3 separate regions of the Homo sapiens genome follow, and regions 2 and 3 are each linked to region 1. Evidence: read pairs that join two places in POLR2A ChIA-PET (ENCODE). Cell type or tissue: CD4-positive, alpha-beta T cell. All regions are shown on one strand. Each heading gives the region's core, and the rest is flanking DNA. Links, peaks and the distances in the headings are about the cores only. Region 1 overlaps SMG6 (SMG6 nonsense mediated mRNA decay factor). Region 2 holds the start of SMG6-AS1 (SMG6 antisense RNA 1). Region 3 overlaps SMG6 (SMG6 nonsense mediated mRNA decay factor).

Region 1 (7,393 bases), core at 1,362-5,361:
CTCAAGTACAAATCAGTAAAAGCAGTACTACTAGTAACCAATGTTACCTAGTTACATAGCTCTCTGATGGTTCTAAGCATGAACGACACGGAAAAAACAGTAGCAGGAGAGGTGCCTAGTGATTTCTATAATAAATGCTCAACAAATTTTGGATCAGAAGATGGAAGACAACTCAAAAAACCACTTAAGCTCTTAAAAATAAAAATGTGTGGTTAATACATTTTATAGGAACCAAAACATCAGAAAGACAGAGGGTACAGATAGTATTTTAAATTCTTTCTGGTCTAGAGAGTCTATCCACTCATACTAGGGAGAAAAAAAAGAGCACAGTTCACTTCAATACTAAATATTTATGAGTAAAGTGAAAGGCTTCCAAGAGGGGAAGAACCTGGAGTTTCCCCCTGGAGTCAAACAAACAGCCCGCAGACTGGGGAAGGATCACGAGCCAAGAAAACAACGATTTCATATTCTCTATCTTAGCTCAAATACATCAGATCTAAGATGTTGAAAAGAGGGTAGAGAGATGAAATTCTGGCACCTTTAAGAGCAAAGAGGGATTTTACAGAATGATCAAACTATGGATACAGCTCCCCAAGAGAACAGTCAGAAACAAAAACCAATATAGGAAGTTGGTGAGAAACGCAACACGGGAAAAACATAAAGGGTAGTGCAGTCTTACCCCACATAACAGGCAGTGTGTTACTATATAAAGTGAGCTGCTCCCAGAGTAACATCACCTCACTACTCCTTCCTATAGCAGCTGCAGATTGAACAAGGATCCAATGTACAGGTCTCATTCTTATTTGGAAGGCTCTTCACAGACCACAAGCTGGATCCTAAGGGACGATTTATAGTACCCCCTCACGTACATTCCAGTTGGCTGGAACTCAGCAGCTGATTGCTCCCTTGTCTAACTTGGCAAGGAGCCAAAGGAGGACTTTTCTCAGTCAACTCTCCCAAGCTGGAAAATTCTCTAATGCCAGAGTTCTGGCTTAAGTCGGGATATCAGGTTATTCATGAGATGCCAAAACTACATCTTTACATTGGCTTTGAACAAGTCCCTCAAGTACACCATACAGATTCCCACAGACCTCAAAATCATCTGGATATTAAGGCCAAAGATGGCTACTCCATCTCTCACATAGAGAGGAATGTGCTTTTCACAACACCAGCAACATCAAAACAAACCTTTCATAAATCACAAATCAATCTCAATTCTTAAAATAGGTGTCAAGCAACAAACGCAACATTAAATTACTTCCTAGGCTGGACACAGTGACTCATAGCTATAATCTCAGCACTTTGGGAGGCTGAGGTGGGTGGATCGCTTGAGCCCAGGAGTTTGAGACCAGCCTGACCCACATGGTGAAACCCCGTCTCTACGGAAAATACAAAAATTAGCTGGGCATGGTGGTGTGTGCCTGTAGTCCCAGCTACTCAGGAGGCTGGGAGGGGAGGATTGCTTGAGCCCAGGAGGCGAAGGTTGCAGTGAGCTGAGATCGCGCCACTGCATTCCAGCCTGGGTGACAGAACGAAACCCCATCTCAAAAAAAAAAAAAAAATTTCCTTAAAATCTTGTATTCCACCCTACTGAAAACTCTCCCTATTCCACTAGCTACTCAAATTCTCTCACTATTGTTAATCCCTAGGCCATCAAGATCCAAATCCCAAGTCAGGTTCTCTGAGAGGAAATGAAGGAGTAAACCTTAACAAAATGTTTTTGACCTTGTCAAGCTTCAAAAGTAGTGGTTCTCAACCAGAATATGACCACCCATCCCAGGAACTGTTTGGAAGTATGTGTGGGCCGTTACTGGCATCTAATGAGCAGAGCCAGGAACGCTAAACATCCTGCAAGGTCAGACCTGCATAATGAAGAACTGTCGGCCGGGCACAGTGGCTCAAGCCTGTAATCCCAGCACTTTGGGAGGCTGACCACCTGAGGTCAGGAGTTCGAGACCAGACTGGCCAACATGGCGAAACACCATCTCTTCTAAAAATACAAAAATTAGCAGCGGGTGGTGACAGGAGCCTGTAGTCCCAGCTACTGGGGAGGCTGAGGCAGGAGAAACGCTTGAACCTGGGAGGCGGAGGTTGCAGTGAGCTGAGATTGCGCCACTGCACTCCAGCCTGGACAACAGAGCAAGACTGCCTCTCAAAAAAAAAAAACTGTCTGCTTAAAAGGCGATAACATTCTCATTAACAATCAATTTCCTAACAGAAGAACCTTATCATTAACTGCATTCACCTCTCCCAGCTTTTACAGCAGTGGTAAATTTTTTCTGTAAAAGGTCACAGAAAATAATTTAGGCTTCGTGAGCCACGTACATCTCTGTCTCGTGTTGCTCTTTTTAAACAACTCCTGACATAAGAATGTAAAAACCATTCTTAGCTCATAGGCCACTGGCAATATTTTGCCCATCCCTGTTCTAGGGTATTACCTGAATCATTAGTCTGTTTATATTAATTTAGAGATGCTGGTTAAAATAAAGTGTGATGGAGTATGCTATAAACAACACCAATAATGCATATGACAATCTTAAAGAATGAAATATGAACTTCAGAACTTAGCCTTACCACCTAAGAACTGGTGCATGTGTTGGGCTTCTAATCACCTCTCATTCTCGTCCCCTGTGCATTTCAGGTGCTTTAGGTTTTCTTCTGAATGTTCATTTTCAAACACTTTACCAGGAAGAGCACAGAAATGCCTTTCCCCCCTCTTCAGGATCTAGTACTTTCTGTTCACCATGCGTGCCACTCAAAGTCTTTTACAATTATTGCTGTTAACATCTTCTAAAATGTCTAAACCAAACCAAGGCCTGGAAATTCTGACGGGTATCTGGGTCCTGACTTTCCGGATGGTAACTAAAGGTCACGTGGGGTGGAAAGTGGCCTGTGGGTAACACAGAATATACACACGCACGCGAACAGGATATGCTGGTAATCCGGCTTCCTGAGACCTGGTGAGTTTTGAGAGTTCTCATCAACACTCTCGGGGAGGATGAAAAACCTTAAGCTGGGAAATGGCAGATTTTAAGCAAGTGCTCATTGTTAGATCTCTGTCTACAGCAGAATGGGAAGGTACACCATTTACTCCTCTATATTTTATTTGCCTAAAAACACAATACACAAAAAATAAACAAAGTGACTACTGAGAGAGGTTTCTTCAGTGTGGAAGCTGGCGTTTGCAGCATGGCTTATGTCACGTCTCAACCCCAGAAAGATGAAGAGTGTGGTTTTGGTGTTTAACCAGCCTCAGCAGCACCCTGGCACTCTGTTTCTTCCCCCAGAGAACTCTGCTCTGTTAGAGGAAAGAAACCAACCTCACATATTGAAACAAAACGGATAGGATAAAAATAAAGCCCTGAAGTGGTTTGGTGACCGAGGTCATTTGGGGCATTAAGGGTTTATAGGTAGGGCTGATGTACTTTGAGAAACTTGCACTCACTACCAACCACAAAGACATTAGCCTTACAGTCCAGCAGTGATCTGGACAAAGCAGCCCCAATCCTTGCCTACCAGGGGCTGCTCCTTGCAACCCACCTCACATTATCAACATCTGAAAAACCCGGTTCTGGTTCTGACCTTCTTTGAGGATCCCACTAAGCTGTTTCTCATGGCCTAAGAAAAAGAAAACCAATCTGCTTCTTCCCACAGAAAGAGGCTCTAATGAACTGCTGTCATCACGTGCTGCCAAACTGCAGTTCACACACTTTTCAAATAGCTTCCAGAGTGAAGAGTACAGCCTGAGGTACATATTGCAAACTACTTTACAAAAGCATAGGACTAATTAAAGACATGAAGTCAACTCACAAAAACCCTAAAAAATTTTCTGATGCCCACCTTACAGATACGGAATCTTTTTCTTTTGAGGCAGGGTCTCACTCTGTAACCCAGGCTGGAGTGAAGTGGAGCAGTCAAGACTCACTGCAGCCTCAACCTTCCAGACCAGAGTATTCTCCCACCTCAGGCTCCCGAGTAACTAGGACCACCCACCACACCTGGCTAATTTTTTTTTTTTAGTAGAGACAGGGTATCCCTACGTTGTCAAGGCTAGTCATGAATGAACTCCTGGATTCAAGCAATCCTCCTGCCTCAGCCTCCCAATGTGCCGGGATTATACCGGCGTTGAGTCACTGTTCCCAGCAAGATATGGAGTCTTTATATCCATGAGGCCAAAAAATTAAGCTGGCTTTCTCTGTCATGATGATATAATTATGAGACAATGAAATAACTGGGTTATCACAGATAAAGCACTTACCTACTAGTGCAGAGACTCAACTATTCTTTATCATTATAGATTAAATCAGTGCTTGTGCTATCCAGAGAGAACCAGGCCAAAAGCTTTCTTTTTTAATGTATTTACTTATTTATGTATTTTTAATTATTTTTATTATTATTTTTTTTTTTTTTGAGACAGAGTCTCGCTCTGTTGCCCAGGCTGGAGTGCCGTGGCGCGATCTCGGCTCACTGTAAGCTCCACCTCACAGGTTCAAACCATTCTCCTGCCTCAACCTCCCGAGTAGATGGGACTACAGGCGCCTGCCACCACACCCGGCTAATTTTTTGTATTTTTAGTAGAGACGGGGTTTCACCGTGTTAGCCAGGGTAGTCTCGATCTCCTGACCTCGGGATCCGCCTGCCTTGGCCTCCCAAAGTGCTGGGATTACAGGCGTGAGCCACTGCACCCAGCCTTATTTATGTATTTTTTAAGTGAAATATTTTTATTATTATTAGAGACGGCATCTCATTATGTTGCCTAGGCTGGTCTCCAACTCCTGGGTTCATGCAATTTCCCACCTCAGCCTCCCAAAATGCTGGGATTATAGGCATGTGCTACTGTGTCCAGTCTAAAAGCTTTTTCTAAGCTTCATAATGGGTACTGGCTCTCAAACTATAAACCTAAAGCCTCATGATACAACTCTAGGAATTAGAACTCATTCCAACAGAAAGCAAGTCACCTTGTCTAAGGAAACCTTATAAAACCATGCTCTGATCTATAATTGTTTTGCGGGGAGGGTGGAGGAATTAGATGTGTACCACTCATACACAGCAGCTTTCACAGCAGCAGCAGCTCAGGTGCACAAACTACGCAAGGGGCACTGAAAAGACAAATGATGAGTCTAAAGAAAATATTGGGTGGGGAGCAGTGACTCATGCCTGTAATCCCAACACTTTGGGAGGCCGAAGTGGGCAGATCACTAGAGGTCAGGAGTTTGAAACCAGCCTGGTCAACATGGTAAAACCCCATCGCTACTTAAAAAAATACAAAAATTAGGCCGGGAGCGGTGGCTCACGCTTATAATCCCAGCACTTCGGGAGGCCGAGGTGGGCGGATCACAAGGTAAGGAGATCGAGACCATCCTGGCTAATATGGTGAAACCCCATCTCTACTAAAAATACAAAAAAATTAGCCGGGCATGGTGGCGGGCACCTGTAGTCCCAGCTACTTGGGAGGCTGAGGCAGGAGAATGGCATGAACCCGGGAGACAGACCTGGCAGTGAGCTGAGATCACGCCAGTGCACTCCAGCCTGGGCGACAGAGTTAGACTTCGTCTCAAAAAAAAAACGATCAGGCACGGTGGCTCACGCCTGTAATCCCAGCACTTTGGGAGGCCGAGGCGGGCAGATCACGAGGTAAGGAGATCGAGACCATCCTGGCTAACATGGTGAAACCCCGTCTCTACTAAAAATACAAAAAATTAGCTGGGCATGTTGGCAGGCGCCTGTAGTCCCAGCTACTCATAGTCCCAGCTACCCGAGAGGCTGCGGCAGGAGAATGGTTTGAACCTGGGAGGCGGAGCTTGCAGTGAGCCGAGATCGCAGCACTGCACTCCAGCCTGGGCGACAGAGCCAGACTCCATCTCAAAAAAAAAAAAAAAAAAAAAATTAGCCGGGTGCAGTGGTAGGTGCCTGTAATCCCAGCTACTTGGCAGGCTGAGGCATGAGAATCACTTGAACCTGGGAGGCGAAGGTTGCAATGAGCCGAGATCGTGCCGCTGCACTCCAGCCCAGGGTGACAGCATGAGACTCTGTCCCAAAAAAAAAAGAAAGAAAAGAAAATGCCACCTACATAACACACTTTCAAAACAAAAAACTATACATTAAAAAAAAAAAAAATAGCCCTCAAGCAAATACAACAAGTTGAGCATGTGGTGAACGTTCTGTGCTACAGGCCACCTGGCCTGGGTTTTCCACAGGGAAGCCATGCTCCTTTGCTAACCAACTTTCACTTTGCTGGTCTACTGATTAAATGCAAAAAGAAAATATACTATCCAACTTTGTGTAGCCACGTATTCCAACTCAGAAAGAAAACTGTCCTTCTCAACTTTCAATAGCACCTCTAAGAAAATCACGAGAGATTTGGGAAGAGGCAGCATGCAAAATTCCAAGCAGAAACTATGAGCTCCAGCCCTAGGGAAACAAGGTTATCACTGTCATCATCTTACAGATAGAAAACTAAAGCTCAGCCAGGTTACAGAACATGCCCAAAGTCTCGCAGCTAATATCTGATAAAAGTAGGACTTCAGGCCAGGCATGGTGGCTCACGCCTGTAATCCTAGTGCTTTGGGAGGTCAAGGCAAGAGGATGGCTTGAGCCCAGGAGTTTGAGACTGCAGTGAGCTATGATGGCGCCCCTATGCTCCAGCCTGGGCGACAGAGTGAGACTCTGTCTCAAAACGAAAAAAACAAAAAAACTAGCACTTGAACTCAGGACTTTCCAAAGCTCTGCACTATCCTGGCTCTGACATACAAATACTAGACAAAATTATGAAGGCTATCAGCCAGGCTCTAGAGAGATACAATGGATTTGAGGGCAATTACTCAGAGAAGGATCTCCGAAGTCCAGTAGCAATAGGGAAAAAAAAAGGTGAATATACCAGTGTGTATAATATGCCACTAATAATGCAAGAGAAGAAAAATAATCACATATACACCTACATAATATATGACCTACTGAAAATAGTTCTTTAGAGTCCAGGTGTAGTGGTTTATGCTTGTAATCCTAGCACTTTGGGAGGCTGAGGTGGGAGGATCACTTGAGCTCAGTTTGAGACCAGTCTCAGCAACACAGCGAGACCCTTCCTCTATGAAAAATAAAAAACATTGGCCAGGCATGGTGGCACATGCCTGTAGTCCCAGCTACTCAGGAGGCTGAGGCAGGAAGACCACTTGAGCCTGGGAGATGGAGGCTTCAGTGAGCGATGATCATGCTGCTGCACTCCAGCCTGCACAACAGAGAGGAACCATGTCTCAAGGAAAAAAAAAATTCTTCAACTAAAATACTTTAAAAGGCAATCACTCCTCTGTGTGATCTCTTTCAACCTCTATTCCCACTAACTTAGAAACCAACTCCGGCATTACAGCCTAGGCACTTTTCCAACTACACCCCAGCC
Region 2 (7,393 bases), core at 1,392-5,391, 180 kb before region 1:
ACTCAGTATCTTGAGCAACAGTCAAATGTGTAAGTGTCTCAGATTAAGTGTCCACCGTCCCCCAGTCTGGGCCCCCCTTCTGGAGGCACCACACCTGCATGCCCTCTCCTCCACACCCGTTTGCTTGGCTCACACTCTCCTCCATGCTTGCCCCTGTGTGCCCTTCTCTTCATCTCTAGCCTCCAGCATCCTCTTCTCCCTACTGGCTGAGTGCTCACCAAGGGAGAGGGGCCCTGCTGGATCTGGAGCTTGAAAGCTGAAGGCCATTCCACATGGGAAACACACGTCCGTGGCCAGACGTGCCACAGGGGACGGCCCCTTCATCCTCACTGACTAGCCCCTGCCTCTCTTTTAATGCATCCTCGTTTCTTAGTGTGAAAGGAACTTCACAGTAATAAGCCTTCTATCTGCAGCACATAGGGAAGTACTAACCTGGAGACTACTGATGATCATTTTACAGGTGCAGGTGTTCTCTCTCTCATGTGGACAGCAACCCCTCTGGTGGCAAAGCCTAAATCTCATCGTTTTCGTACGTCACTGGCAAGAATTGTAAGGACAAGCTGTGCACACAGTAGGCTCACAGTAAAGACGGACAGCCCAGGGAAGCTCGGCTGGGTACCACAGAGAGCAGATGAAGCAGGCATGACCCATGTTCTCTAAGACAGTGGAAATAAATGAGCACCGCTGTGCAGGCTGGCTGCCCAGGAAAGTGCGGCACACACCGGTCAACTGTGTGCTCTGTGGCTGCATCCTCTGCCACCTTCACCAAAAAGCCAACCCCGCTTTCCTACACGGTCTAGGAGTGTTCTCTGCTTTCTCTCACCATTGGCCCTGTTACCATTATAGGCTGGAATCTCAAGCTAAGTACTTTGACCACCTTCACCTGAGAGGTTGATGTAGAAGGTTCTCGGCTACCCAGAAGGGCTTAGAAAAAGTTCAGCCCCTTGAGCTTGGGGTGCCTGGTCCTGGGCTTGCCTCCGTGAAGGAGAAGGGAAGCTTGTCTTGGCCCAGGGCAGGTAAGCCTGGTTCCATTGCGTGTATTCAAACATGTGATGAGGAAGGCTAGAAATACAGAAGCAGGGGCTAAAAGGCATTAAAGAACAGAGCCGAAATGAGTAATAGCCTGGCAGGCAGCACGCACAGTGGCCTCCCTGCATCTCCAGCCTCTCACTTGCATAGGAAACTTCTGCATTTCCACAAGACTGCCAGTTTCCTCTCTGTGGTCTAATTTTAACCACCTTGTCGTTACAGTGTGTGTCAGCCACCTGACCCCACTATGACCTCTGACCTTACGCCCCAGCTACTGCTTGCACTATGGAGAATTATGTAATGGGTCCAGGATTTTCCTTCTTGGTGTGAGGCTGCTGCCACTGAATGGAGAGGAGAGGGGAGCTAAGGAGTGAGAAGAGGACAGAGGAAAAGCTTGCAATTGTCCTTGGCCTCACCTGGACGATGAGAGGTACACTGGCACCCCTGCTAAGTGTGCAGAGGAAACCTGCCCAGGACAGGAGTGTGCCACGGACACATGCACAGACAGGCGGGCAGGAGTGTTGCTGCTGCTAGAGCACGGGCTACATGGTATGCTGCGTGGCTAAGAAAGCATGGTTTCTGGCCGACAGGGAGAAAAGCCACATGTGTGGATGTGGGACTCCTGGAGATGGGGATTTCCAGGGCACAGCAGGACCCAGGGATGTGGACATCCTGAGGCCACCTGCAGCACTTCCTTACAGGGTCTGTGGGAATTGCCTATTCCATGGACACAAGCAACGAGGAGTAGCCCTCTCCCAGTTTTCATTTCCGCCCCATTTAGAAGGAAATTGGTTTCCTTGGGGATTGTGTCTGTCATAGCTATTAGTTCCTTCTCTAGGACAAGGACAACTGCTGGCTGATATGCAAAAGGCTGTGATCTACTGGGGTCTCTGACCTGGTGTTAACAGGCCTGGAAAGGATTCTACCTGTTTGGAGAGAGAAAGGTTGTCTGTCTTTTGGAAGAGTACCCTGTCCTTTGCAATCCAAGCAGCAGGGAGGATGGTCAAAGCTGTGTAAAGTGTACTGTGGGAGTGAGAAGTGCACAGTCTGAGCTCTTTAGTAGATGGAGAAACTGAGAGGCAGAATGTCCAGGGCTTGCCCAGAGGCACAGAGAAACCTTCTGTCTGTAGCTCACTGGCCTGTCTGCAAAAGCATTCTGTCTTAACTTGGGGGGAATAAGCCCACTGGGGAGAGGACCACCGCTCTCTTGATGCTGGAGTTCTGTAGGAGACTTACGGGAATATTCTCCTAGACAAAGCCTCCAGCACTTGAGTCAGGGAAAAAGCAACACAAGACAGTTTAAATACAGTTAATAAGAGACTTCATAATGAAAGAAGCCTTTCAAACCACTGACAAAAAGCCAATTCCAAGATGATCTTTGCTTGGTCTAGGAGGACTTCCTGGTAGGAGAGGGGTTAAAGCTGGACTCCCTGCTTGGAGAGGAAGGACTCCAGATGAAGTCTGTGACATCATCCCCACAGTTAACTCTGCTCGTGAGCACATTTTTCCACTCTATATCAATGAAAACCAGAGAATGTAAGTGGCATGTATATCGCAGCTCTGGGGGCAAACTCTGGATCCTCCAGAGGAGAAAGAGCTGGGCGGGAGAGGCTCCCTTCCTGGGCTACATTAGCACGTGGGGCTGGACTGGGGATAGAGGCGACTAAAAGGGCCGCCAGCCAGGGAACACCCTGGGGAGCCTACGGACCTCTCCTCTGCGGTGTACCTTCTCAGTCACAGTCCTGACCCTTCTGGAGGGAGATGCACTGTGTAGGCGATTGTCAAGAATTCCCAAGTTAATTGACAAAATATCACATACAAATCATTTCAATCAGCTTGGGAAAGAAAACTGGGGCTTTAGGTCAGGGAAGAGCTGAAAGAAAGCCCCTTTCCCTTCCCCTGAAGATTGTCGGAGGCAGCTTACCACTGCAGCAGGAACTGAAACCTTTAGCTTTAGGGCTCCAGTTATCACTCTAATCAAGTCCACACGCAAAGAACCAAGCAGAAAGGAAAACTGAAAGTGAGATGTGGAGAGGCGATACCGGAGGCTGTTCTCTCCTAGGCTCAGTTCCTTAGAGAGAGATAATGTAAGCATCGGGTAAGTAGGGGCTGGAGCCAAGGGGAGCGAGGAACAAAGGAGAAAACCTCTAGGTCAAGAGAGTAGACTGGGTTACTGTTCTGGGGTATTTAAGGTGGAGAGGTGGAGAAGTAAAGAAAAATGGTGTTTCTTGACTGGGCACGGTAGCTCACGAATGTCATGTCAGCACTTTGGGAGGCCAAGGTGGGCAGATCACCTGAGGTCAGGAGTTCAAGACCAGCCTGGACAACATGGTGAAACCCCATCTCTACTAAAAATACAAAAATCAGCCGGGTGTGGTAGTACATGTGGTAGTCCCAGCTACTAGGGAGGCTGAGGCAGGAGAATCGCTTGAATCTGGGAGGTGGAGGTTGCAGTGAGCCGAGATTGCACCACCGCACTCCAGCCCAGGCAACAAGGCGAGACTCTGTCTCAAAAAAAAAAAAAAAAAAAAGGAAAGAAGAAAAAATGGTGTTCTCTGAAAACTGGTGACTCTTCACAGCCACTCGGTAGGGAACAAGCACAGTGTGGGTAGAGATGCCCGGCGGGGGAGGGGGGTTGGGGAGAGAAAACGAGCTATATGCTGCTTTATGAAGGTAGGGAGGGTAAGAGAGAACGGGAACTAAGCACCAGGTATCACATACTCATGTGCTCTGAGTTGCAAGACTTAACACCTCAGGGCAGCCCCGGGGAAGGGAGAAAACCTCCAAATCTAGCCAGGGAATATGAGGAAGGGCTGGAGAGCCAGGACCCTGGATGCAAGCTCTAGGGAGTGAGGGACTCGCTCTATCGTTACCTGGTCCCCGTTTTCTCCAAACAGGCTTCTTGGAAGGCACAACCATGGTTACTAGTCATTTTGCAAAATTTCTTTTTCTGAATTTTTGGTTTGGAGAAATCGGAGTTTAAACTTGTACTATCAGCCAGTTCTTTTTTCTAGTCTTAACAGTCCAGCTTGCTACTGCTCCTCTGGTTAAAGAGAACAATCACACGGGTTTCCCCCCACAAACTCAAGTTTACAGGTTGTTTTTCTTGTTTCTCTAAATGGAGCCAATTATTCTCACATTTGTTGAAACCTTCAATCAAACTTTATAGCTTGTTAATTTTACAGAATGTCCTTAGAGCAAATAAGATGCAGACAGGAACATGAAGTCTTTCTGAGATTATTAAGAAACCTTAAAATAGCCTACAAATCCAACACCAAGGCTGGTAAAATACAGGCTGCTTGGCTGGCTTCTGAGGTCAATTAGCAATGGGTTAATTATCATCTTTAATGAGCCAAACCTCCAGGATTGGCCACAAGAAATTTAACTCAGACTAATGTGTTTTCACAAACTGGGAACCTCTAGTTATGCACTACTCACCCTCAGAGGAAACTGAAGGGTGGGAAGCTCAATTCTGTAGCAGCCAAGGGTGGGCCAGCCTACGAAGGGGTCTGCCAATGGAAGTTCAGACACAAGAAATAAAAAATACCACACAGGGAATCCTCTGGAGCTGGGAGGACAGAGGAAATGGTTTATTCACATTCCTAGGGGGAGGGGCCTCCTGGCAGGAAGCAGACTCCAGAAGGCAGGAGCGAAACTGGCCACAAGGATGCACAGTCAGTCTGAAGACACAGGCAGTAGCTTAGGATGGGGAGACAGACATTCACAGCCTACTTGAGTCAGAAGAAGTTGGTATGAAATTGAGAAAGAGGCTCATGGGTCAGAGAGGAGGGAAAGAAAGAACCTGTGCAGGGGCTGAATGATAAGGGGGACAGAGTGAGAAAAAGCACACATCCTTGGACCAGATGCATCTCCTGACAACCTCGGAGCATACTGTCCAAGGGATCAATTCAAACAGTATTTCACTCTTTCCCTACCCCTGCTATAGCTGGGCCTCTTTCTATGTAAAGCGTTAAGTACAGGCTACTTTCTCAGTCTTTTTGCTTTTTTTTTTTTTTTGAGAGAGAGTCTCGCTCTGTTGCCCAGGCTGGAGTGCAGTGGTGCGATCTCGGCTCACTGCAAGCTCTGCCTCCCGCGTTCACGCCATTCTCCTACCTCAGCCTCCCGAGTAGCTGGGACTACAGGCACCCGCCACCACGCCCAGCTAATTTTGTGTGTGTGTGTGTTTTTTTTTAGTAGAGACGAGGTTTCACCGTGTTAGCCAGGACGGTCTTGATCTCCTGACCTCGTGATCCGCCCGCCTTGGCCAACCAAAGTGCTGGGATTACAGGCGTGAGCCACTGCGCCTGGCCCCTTTTTCTTTTTTTTTTTTTGAGACAGAGTCTTGCTCAGTCACCCAAGCTGGAGTTGCACTGGCATGATCTCAGCTCACTGCAACCTCCGCCTCCCGGGTTGAAGCGATTCTCCTGCCTCAGCCTCCTGAGTAGCTGGGATTACAGGTGCGCACTACCATGCCTGGCTAATTTATGTATTTTCAGTAGAGACGGGGTTTCGCCATGTTGGCCAGGCTGGTCTCGAACGCCTGACCTCAAGTGATCCACCGCGCCCGGCCTTTCTCAGTCATTTCTAATCCCGGTGTCCAGATCCAACCCTCCGTAGTCCTATGGTTGGCCTGTGCTAGCTGAAGGGTCATTGGGTCACAAGATGAAATGCTAACATCATTGGTCCACCCACAGCAACCACACCATTCCATGTGTCTGGTCCCAACAGCTGTGTTTTCTTCTTAGAGGAGGCAATGAGGGCCATTATCAATCAGCCAGCATTGCACAGATGCCTGCTGTCCCCACCTGTAACCACCAGGTGTGTGCTGAAGTCTCTTAGAGAAGGGGAGGTGGGAACTGGCAAATGGTCAGATGGCAAGACCTGGTGCTGGTGGGGAGACTATCCCAAGACAGGGTTACTGAAGATCCCAAAAGGTACACGTATATTTGGCTACTAGGAAGGAGACGATGTTCACACTGAAGGGAGAACCAGGGGAACAGGGGAGTTGTGAAGCACACACAGGAAGTAATGAGGTAAATAAAGTATAAAAAACAGGGCCATTCTGGCAAGAGGCAAGACAAGGCAATACAGGAGGTTGGACAAGAGCCTGGGCTTCATAGTTACACAGACGTGAGTTCAAGTACTAACTGCCACTTCCTGGCTGTTTATCCTTAGACAAGTTACTTAACCTCTCTGAGCCTTTGTTTGCTCAAGTTGTTTGTGAGGTTTAAAAGATAATACAGGCCGGGTGCAGTGGCTCATGCCTGTAATCGCAGCACTTGGGGAGGCTGAGGCAGTGGATCACCTGCGGTCAGGAGTCCGAGATCAGCCCGGCCAACATGGTGAAACCCCATCTCTACTAAAAATACAAAAATTAGCTGGGTTAGTAGCGGGCTCCTGTAATTCCAGCTACTCAAGAGGCTGAGGCAGGAGAATCTATTGAACCCAGGAAGTGGAGGTTACAGTGAGCTCAGATCGTTCTATTGCAATCCAGCCTGGGTGACAGAGCAAGACTCTGTTGCAAAAAAAAAAAAAAAGATAAGACAAGCCTGGGCAACATAGTGAGACTGTGTCTGTCAAAAACAAACAAACAAACAAAAAAGCTGGGCATGGTGGTGCAACACACCTATGGTCCGAGCTAACTAGGAGGCTGAGGTAGGAGGATTGCTTGAGCCGGGGAAGTCAGAGCTGCAGTGAGCCATGAGCACGCCACTGCACTCTAGCCAGGGTGACAGAGTGATATCGTGACTCAAAAAGAAAAAAAAAGACAGAGGGAATACATATCAAATACTTAGCGAGATGCCTGGGCCCAGTAGGTGCTCGATAATTGAGCAGCTGGCATTTTTTTTTCCTCTTATCTCCACTCTCTTCAGAGGTGGGAGGGGCACTGCCTAACATGGCTGAGCTGTTTGGAAGCCAGTCTGAGAGGCAAGGTGGGAAGCATGGGGCTGGCACATAGCCTAGGGCCAAGGGGAGAGGCCCTGGAATGCTTACCTGGCTGTTGAAGCTGCAAAAAAAATTTTTTTTAAATTTGTCCAGGCTGGAGTTTGCAGTGGCGTCATCATGGCTTGCAGCAGGCTCAGTCTCTTGAGCTCAAGCGGGAAGCTGGCTAATTTTTAAAAATTGTTTTGTAAAGATGAGGTCTTGCTATATTGTTGGTCTCAAACTCCTGGCCTCAAGTGATCCTCCCACCTTGGCCTCCCAAAGCACTGGGATTACAGGCACGAGCCACCACTCAGGGCCTGAAATATTTTATTCAGAACTAAGGTGCTAGATCCAGGCTACTGGGCTGGCCAAGCAGGGGAGGAAAGACCTTGCCTCTCTTCAGCAATCCCTCTCCCTATTCTTCAGAAAGACTCCGGAC
Region 3 (7,393 bases), core at 1,730-5,729, 51 kb before region 1:
CTCTTCCTGCCCAACCTGCCAATCAAAAGCCAAGGCTCCAAGCATCACAGACTCCCCAAGAGCCAGTTTGGTTATATTTCCCACAGAGATCTGAAAACCTGCTGGAGCTCCAGAAGTCAGTACCAATTTCAAATCTGATCAGCATCTCTGAAAGTCACAGTTACCATATAGCTGAATATTTTTTCATAAATTTAATGCCAGCGTGTCTGTTTGGAAACTTTGAAAATACATGTTGTATGGTTTACTGCACTGGAAAAGGTGCCAACAGAGTTTCAAAGGAAGGGAAGTGTATAACTGTTTCCTTTCAAATGCATTTTCCAATGGGATCCATTCAGCGAAAAGGCTGGAACTAACTAAAACATTATTAAAACTGTTATGGAAAGAGACAGGGAGATGGAAAAAGATAGACCCAAAAAAGTGAAATACATAAGCAAGAGTGAGACAGACATACGAGGAAAAAGAAAGGGGATCTGGGCAGAGAGACAGGTTGGACAGGGAAATGGGGTGAGATGGAGTTTTGTCTGGCAGTTGCTGTTCGTGGTTTTATATTGCTGCAGATCAATCGATCAGGACTGCAGTGCTGCTGGCCCAGTGGCACAAGACAAACCACAGAGTTGGCTTTACGTTCGGCACTTGCGAACTGCTGACCTTCAGTTTTCAAACCAAAAATATTCTTTGGTAAACAGTAATACCAGGTTCAGTCCAACCAGTCAAGAGAAAACAAGGACTACTAACCTGAAGTAGCACCCTATTCAGTTACATCAGGCACCAACCCTTCATAGGCATCAACCGGGGATGTCTGCAAACCTGAAACCACACCCTACCAAACTAACTCCAGGTTCTGACTCAACCAACTAGGCAGTGATAACCAGGAATGCTCAAATAAGTGACATGTTTCAAAATTGGCTTAACCGGGACCTACTCAAGCGGGAAGGCCAGTCCACACTCACAGAGCCAGAAACACAGCAATGCTTTCTGAGGTCACATGTGCATGACTCCAGTGGAATCTGCATGCAATGCTCAGGGCAGGGTTTGGCGCTGCCTCACGAAGCCATTACATTTCTAGACAAAGAATTAACAGTTTGTAGTGAGTGGGTTATCTGTTATTTCTTGCTGAATTCATCTAAGCTAGCATGATGCTAAAATTTATCGCCTAAACTGGGATACTTCCGAGAGTGAAGGGGTGTGCTATGAGTAATTCATAAATAGGATCCATCCCTGGGCAAACCAGGACTTACAGTCACCCTGGCCTAAACCATAGGATCTTTTTTCTTCTCTGGGTCAGTATTATAAAACTCTACCTCAGAAGAATCTTTTCAAGAGGCAGAACTGCTCTGCTGAGTGCCAAAGCACTTTCTTTTTGAGCTCCTCCAATGGAGAGGTAAACAAATCAATTAAGTTAACTACAAAAACTAACAAGAAAGATTGAGCTGACAATCAGGATTCTGGAGAAGCTCAAAATTCCAAGCAGCAGCTTCAGAGAAGGGAAATGTGCCACAGATGGAGCTGTGGAGGCTGATCCACCCGGCCTCTCAGCGCTAGGCCCTGATGCCGCAGCCAGCTTCAAACAACAGAATGCAGGGCGGGCAGACGTTGGTGCGAGTTTGCTGAGTTCCAGGCCATCATTCTTGAGGGTGTAATAACCATGGGCTGTAGCACACATGTTGAGGGATGAGGGAAAAAAATAAACAGAGAGACAAAAGAATGAGGATGCACTGCCAATTTCAATTGTGCAGCTTTTATTTTTAAATGCTTATCAAGCTGAGAGAGAGCAGAGTTCTTGGAAAACAAGGTTTCCTTTTTTCCAATGCCAGGGTAAAACACCCTCAAGGATGGGCACTGCACAGACTGTAACAACAAGGAACGTGGCTTTGCATCCTCCCAGCAACAAAGTCTACCACGGATCCCACCCCACTCTGATTTCGGCTCAGCCGAGAACTTGAAATAACGGGCCCACTGCCTCTGGTAAAAACTGCTCTTTTAAAATTTTTTATTAATCTCCAAACTGGCTGTGTTAGAATTACAGCCCATTACCTACCAACTCTCTTCACTAATAAAATAAATTTGTAAAAGCCCTAATTACTACTTTTACTGAACTACACTGTTTGGGGATCAAGTACAGGAAGCTGAGAGTTCAACCATTTGTCAGCCAGGGGATGATGGGGAGAGGACCGGGGGACCTAGAGTCACTAGCAGGAACATAAGGCCCAGAGATAAGTCTCAGAACCCATGCCCAAAAAGAAACAAAAGGTCACTAACCCTGTTTTTGTTCTCAACAGCTCCACGAGGATCCATGCCATCATGGCACTTTGGGAGGCCTGTCACGAGTTACACAGGCCTAGGCTGCCCACACCCCAGCTCAGCAGAAAAAGAGAACTGCAATCCAAGTCAGACAGATCCTGCCTGGACTCTCCGCAGAGAGCCTGGAGAGTCTGACCAGCAAAGAAACAGCAATCTTCCTACCTACCCCACTCTCAATCCCCCCCACCCCAATCCAGGCTCCCGAAGAAGAAAAACAAACAACAACAGAGCAGGCAATTGCACAAGAGCTGCAGAGTGAAGGCGAGGTGGACGGCAACGGCTTCTCGGCTGTGCCCCGTATCTCTTCCCAGAACACTGATGACAAAGCTGGAGACGTTACTCACATGCTGAGCCAGTCAGCCCCTCACCCAGGGCTGGTGCTGAGAAGTCTGACTAGAAACCGGCAGTCAACGCTGACACACTCATTTATAATAAAAGGTGTATATTAAACAAACTAGTCAAATCCTTAAACAAAAAGTAAGGGCAAAATGTGACTGTCATTCTTAATTGTCCATGCAAAATCCTCCCGGTTAAATTCCATGTGTCTCCTGGACTTTGATAAATGTTATTTCTCCTCTCAAGAACATGAACAGAGATACCGCTGTCGAAGTAGCTCTCTTGGAAAGAAACCTGATAAGAAAACCTGCTATGGCAGGTGAGTGAAACCTGTGACGGACACCATTTTGGGGGATGACCAGACTGGAACATAATATTTCACTGAGGCAGAGGGGTCTGTGGTTACTTTCTGCATGCCACATGTCTAGCCCTAAAGAACTGAGGAATGCTCTCGACAGGAAAAACACAGCAGCCAATGCTGCGATACCAAAGCCACAACTCCACGGGGCCCTGGAGCCTCTCAAACTAAGCTGCCAGCTAGGGAGCTAACACTAGCTTTGGATAAAACACAGCTCTGGTACAGTAATTAATTTTTTTCTTAACTAGGATTACATTAATTTTCAAGGACTAATGGAGTCCAGCTGTAATGTGAAGAGTGGCTGCTGATGCACAAAGGCACTTGTGCGTACATTATAAACACACACACACGCGCGCGCACACACACACACAGACCTATAAAAAGGATCTACTATAACAGGATATTTTTAGTTTCTACAATGCTGCACTAAAAATACAGTCCCGGCTGATACATCATGGCAGAACTATTCTCTCTCTGTCCCTTCAGGAACAGTTTAAAACATTTATTTTTGTTTCCTTTTGCGATGGTCAGAGTAGAGAGAGAAAATAGCAACTCATTGATAAGAGGAAACGAGACAGACATGAAAAATTGAAAACTACCTAAAAACTCATGGAGAGGTTTATTTTATTAGTTCTTAATAAATATCTTGCAGATTTCCTCAGGAAATACACCAGATCACATGTAAAATAGTTTGATACTGATGTCAACTGCATCAACATATGAAGTCTATTAGGGTGAAGCCGCAGCAGGGTGATCAGCGTGCTGAAAAACTCCACAGTACTTGTGTGTGTGGGGGGGGATCTCACGGCCTTCCAAATTCTTCGAGAGGTAAAAAAGTCAGCCAAGACGCAGAGAGAGAAAGAGAGAGAAAAAAAGATCCCACATCCTGCTTTCAGCTGCCAGCAATGTGAAGTGCCCAGAGATTAATTCTACGTCTGGCCTGGAAATGCGACTTTAAAGCATGAGGGAGGGGAGTGAGGGTGGGTGGGGGGCGGCGAGGAGGAAAGAGGAAAGAGAAGGGCAGGCTAACCGAGGCTGGCAGCAGGCCACCAACCCCTTCCCAAGCCATGTTTCAATGCAGACAGAAGTAAACCCCTATAGACAGCAGCGCCTCAGCCTGCCAGGGCCTTACACCAGCTGCAGTGCATCTCGCGCTCTCCCTCAGCCCTGAGTGCAGATGTTCCCCGCAGCATCACTTCCGCTACACTTTCTTTTAAAGAAACAGCGCACACATAGAGGTATTTCTGCCTCTTCCCAGTAGGCAGAAATTTTTGGCCTTCAGGGATCTCGGGCAAGGTGGAAACTCAGATGGCAGGTACCACGATGGTAAAGCAGCTACCCCAATCTCCCTTGGAAGGGACCAACCAAGGTATCCAAGGAATGGGGTCAAGAGCATTAGTGAGGTAATAGGAATTTTTTTTACAGATTTGGCTTTCTACTGTCTTCAGAGGGAGAGAGAGAGGTCCCCACAGTTTGGGGCTAAGAAAAGGGGGGGAAAAAGTAGGCTGAAGATTTAAACCGTGATTTCTCAAAGCAGTCTACTGTAACATTACCATCTCAAAGGGATTCTGATGACTTCATCATCATGGAAGTCTTACAGAATTTTTTAAAAATATAATTCTAAGGTATTAACATTTTGCAAGGCACAAATACTTACCTATAAGACATAATTTTTTTAAATCAACAATCTGTTAATTTCTTATTTGCCTAAACTCTTTATACATTTTCAGACCTTAGAAAATCAATCAATCAATCACTGATTAGGCACCTAACTTTTTCAAAATTTCTGGCCCTTTTTTGTGAGAATAAGCATCTAATTTTGGAGTTAGCCTTGAACATTGTTAGGAATTTGCTAAAATATTATATAGTCTCTTGTCCCCATGGAGACATACTCTAGTTGAGGGATTTATGCATTTTATGAAGCTAAAATAATTCCATTTTCAAGATGAGCTAAATATTCCCTAATTGATCTATGAGGTTGTTAGTTCTTCTGGAATGCAGGAAGAGTTAGAAGAATCAGTAATGTCAAAATGTCAAAAAAAAACAAGACAACTGGTATACCCTCAAAACCTAAGTTGCTTCTTTTGAAATTCAAGTTCAAAATAAGAAACAGAATCTTCCTTTATGGGAAGGGGAGAAACACTGGCAATCAGTGGCGAACACATTATGGCAGGAAAGTTTAATTCAACAAACATTTATTAAATGTATTCCATCCACAAGGTACTGGACGTAGAAACAGGTTTGGAAATGGTTAAGTAATTTGCATAACACAGCAAGTAAACAATCAGAATTAGAACCTAGTTTTATCTAATTTCAAATATTTCTTTTTATCATTATAATTTTTAAAAATACATTTACACAATACATTATTACTAAAGTATTGTGATAATTTCAGAAAACTACAAAAATACAGAGAAAAAAGAAAATTTAAAACATGTTTAATTCTACCATCTTAGAGAATCATGGGTAAGTTTTGATGGATATCCATCAGTCTATTAAAATTAATATATGTATAATATATATTATTTTACCAAAATGTGATCAATTGCAAAGTTCATAACCATGAAGCCACACGGTCTTCAGGAAAAGCAGAGATCACATTTTTGGCAGCTGACCACTCCCAACCACCAGAAAACAGAAGAGTCATGGTCCAACTCTAAACTGGGCAGGATTTTTCTATTCCATCTTTACACTTCTCTCTGAACTCTTTAAAGCAAAGAAATTTAAAAATATCTCATTACCCTCTACCATCCTCCTGCACATCACCTAGAGCCCAAGACAGCCAAGTGCACTGGCTCCCCTCAGCCACCTTCCACAGTACTTCCAGAGCCAAAGAATAAACAATGAAAAGGACCGCCGGGCACGGTGGCTCACGCCTGCAATCCTGGCACTTTGGGAGGCCGAGGCGGGCAGATAACAAGGTCAGGAGATCGAGACGATCCTGGCCAACATGGTGAAACCCCGTCTCTACTAAAAATAAAAAAAATCAGCCGGGTGTGGTGGCGCACACCTGTAGTCCCAGCTACTCGGGAGGGCGAGACAGGAGAATCGCTTGAACCCGGGATGCAGAGGTTGCAGTGAGCTGAGATTGTGCCACCACACTCCAGCTTGGGCGACACAGCGAGACTCGGTCTCAAAAAACAAAAACAAAAACAAAAAAAAAAACAATGAAAAGGACCATCAGAGATGGGTAACACCTGTATTTAAATGTTTAAATGTCTGGCTGAGTATGGCACCCTGAGCCCCCACAGACAGCCTACTCTCTTGCTGTTCAGCTCAATAGAAGGTTTAATCCAAGAGCTTTTACTCCAAAAGAATGATGTGCTTCTCCCATAACATTCTGTTATGGTGCAGACAATTCATTCGTTAGTAAAAAAATAAGATAACCAAATAGGCCAGGCGCGGTGGCTCACACCTGTAATCCCAGCACTTTGGGAGGCTGAGGTGGGCAGATCACGAGGCCAGGAGATCGAGACCATCCTGGCTAACACGGTGAAATCCCGTCTCTACTAAAAATACAAAAAATTAGCCGGACACGGTGGCGGGCGCCTGTAGCCCAGCTACTCGAAGGCTGAGACAGGAGAATGGCGTGGACCCAGGGGCAGAGCTTGCAGTGAGCCTAGATCGCACCACTGCACTCCAGCCTGAGCGACAGACCGAGACTCCGTCTCAAAAAAAAAGATAACCAAATAAGGAAACCACATTCTTTCCTCCCTGTAATGGCAAACCAACAAGACTACTCACCTACATACCCATGCCAACCTTCCAAGCTTGAGCTACTCATCACCTGAGGTGCTGGCATGTCATCACCTGAGGTGAGGTGAAAGATTTAACCCTGACAATGTAGTCCATGATGACTCCAAACTTACTCACTCAGAGTGATGTATAAAAATAAGCTAGTTACCCACAGAATGCACAACACCGAGAGTGAACCCTAATGTAAACTACGAACTTTGGGTGATGATGTGTCAATACAGGTTCACTGACTGTAACAAATGTCCCACTCTGGTGTGGGATATTGATAGCGGAGAAGTTTTTATGTTGTGGGAGACAAGAGGTACATGGGAATTTTATGTATATTCTGTTCAATCTTGATGTGAACACAAAACTGCTTTAAAATGTAAAGTCTATTTTTTAAAAGGACAGGTTTTATTCTGCCATTTATTCAACAAATACATGAAGGCCTACATTGTGCCAAAGACTGTAAAAAATTTAAAATGCTTAATGCAGCCAGGCACGGTGGCTCATGCCTGTAATCCCCGCACTTTGGGAGGCGGAGGTGGGTGGATCCCCTGAGGTCAGGAGTTTGAGACCAGCCTGGCCAACAAGACAAAGCCCCATCTCTGCTAAAAATCCAAAAATTAGCCACGCGTGGTGGCGGGCACCTGTAGTCCCAGC

The links. ChIA-PET counts read pairs that join two places held together with the same protein. Peaks named below come from ENCODE experiments on the same cell type or tissue, not always from the same donor. Only the 100,000 strongest peaks of a DNase experiment are listed, where the experiment ranks them.
Region 2: POLR2A ChIA-PET joins it to region 1 with 10 read pairs; 8 of 35 experiments call an interaction of 5 or more read pairs at or near these places.
Region 3: POLR2A ChIA-PET joins it to region 1 with 11 read pairs; 10 of 35 experiments call an interaction of 5 or more read pairs at or near these places.

The regions. Positions count from the first base shown.
Region 1 is chr17:2,263,356-2,270,748 of GRCh38, forward strand. All of the region lies in intron 8 of SMG6 (SMG6 nonsense mediated mRNA decay factor), which reads right to left. Among named protein-coding and RNA genes, the nearest start is that of SMG6, 37 kb to the right of the region's middle. RefSeq lists enhancers at 2,552-2,761, 3,652-3,941. In CD4-positive, alpha-beta T cell, for the core only: no CTCF peak of the experiment used is centred there; DNase peaks (open chromatin) are centred at 2,886, 3,236 and 3,636; H3K4me3 peaks cover 1,961 bases; H3K27ac peaks cover 3,950 bases.
Region 2 is chr17:2,086,643-2,094,035 of GRCh38, forward strand. The region is part of intron 13 of SMG6 (SMG6 nonsense mediated mRNA decay factor); the gene reads right to left. SMG6-AS1 (SMG6 antisense RNA 1) reads left to right here and starts at 3,096. Exons shown (of 2, transcript NR_199038.1): 1 at 3,096-3,127. RefSeq lists enhancers at 1,297-1,346, 2,708-2,887, 2,898-2,997, 3,018-3,117, 3,148-3,227. In CD4-positive, alpha-beta T cell, for the core only: no CTCF peak of the experiment used is centred there; DNase peaks (open chromatin) are centred at 3,029 and 3,629; H3K4me3 peaks cover 1,599 bases; H3K27ac peaks cover 1,845 bases.
Region 3 is chr17:2,211,880-2,219,272 of GRCh38, forward strand. All of the region lies in intron 10 of SMG6 (SMG6 nonsense mediated mRNA decay factor), which reads right to left. Among named protein-coding and RNA genes, the nearest start is that of SMG6, 88 kb to the right of the region's middle. RefSeq lists enhancers at 1,519-2,718, 3,073-3,921, 4,284-4,493, 6,966-7,393 and a silencer at 3,924-3,973. In CD4-positive, alpha-beta T cell, for the core only: no CTCF peak of the experiment used is centred there; DNase peaks (open chromatin) are centred at 3,852 and 4,152; H3K4me3 peaks cover 1,141 bases; H3K27ac peaks cover 3,815 bases.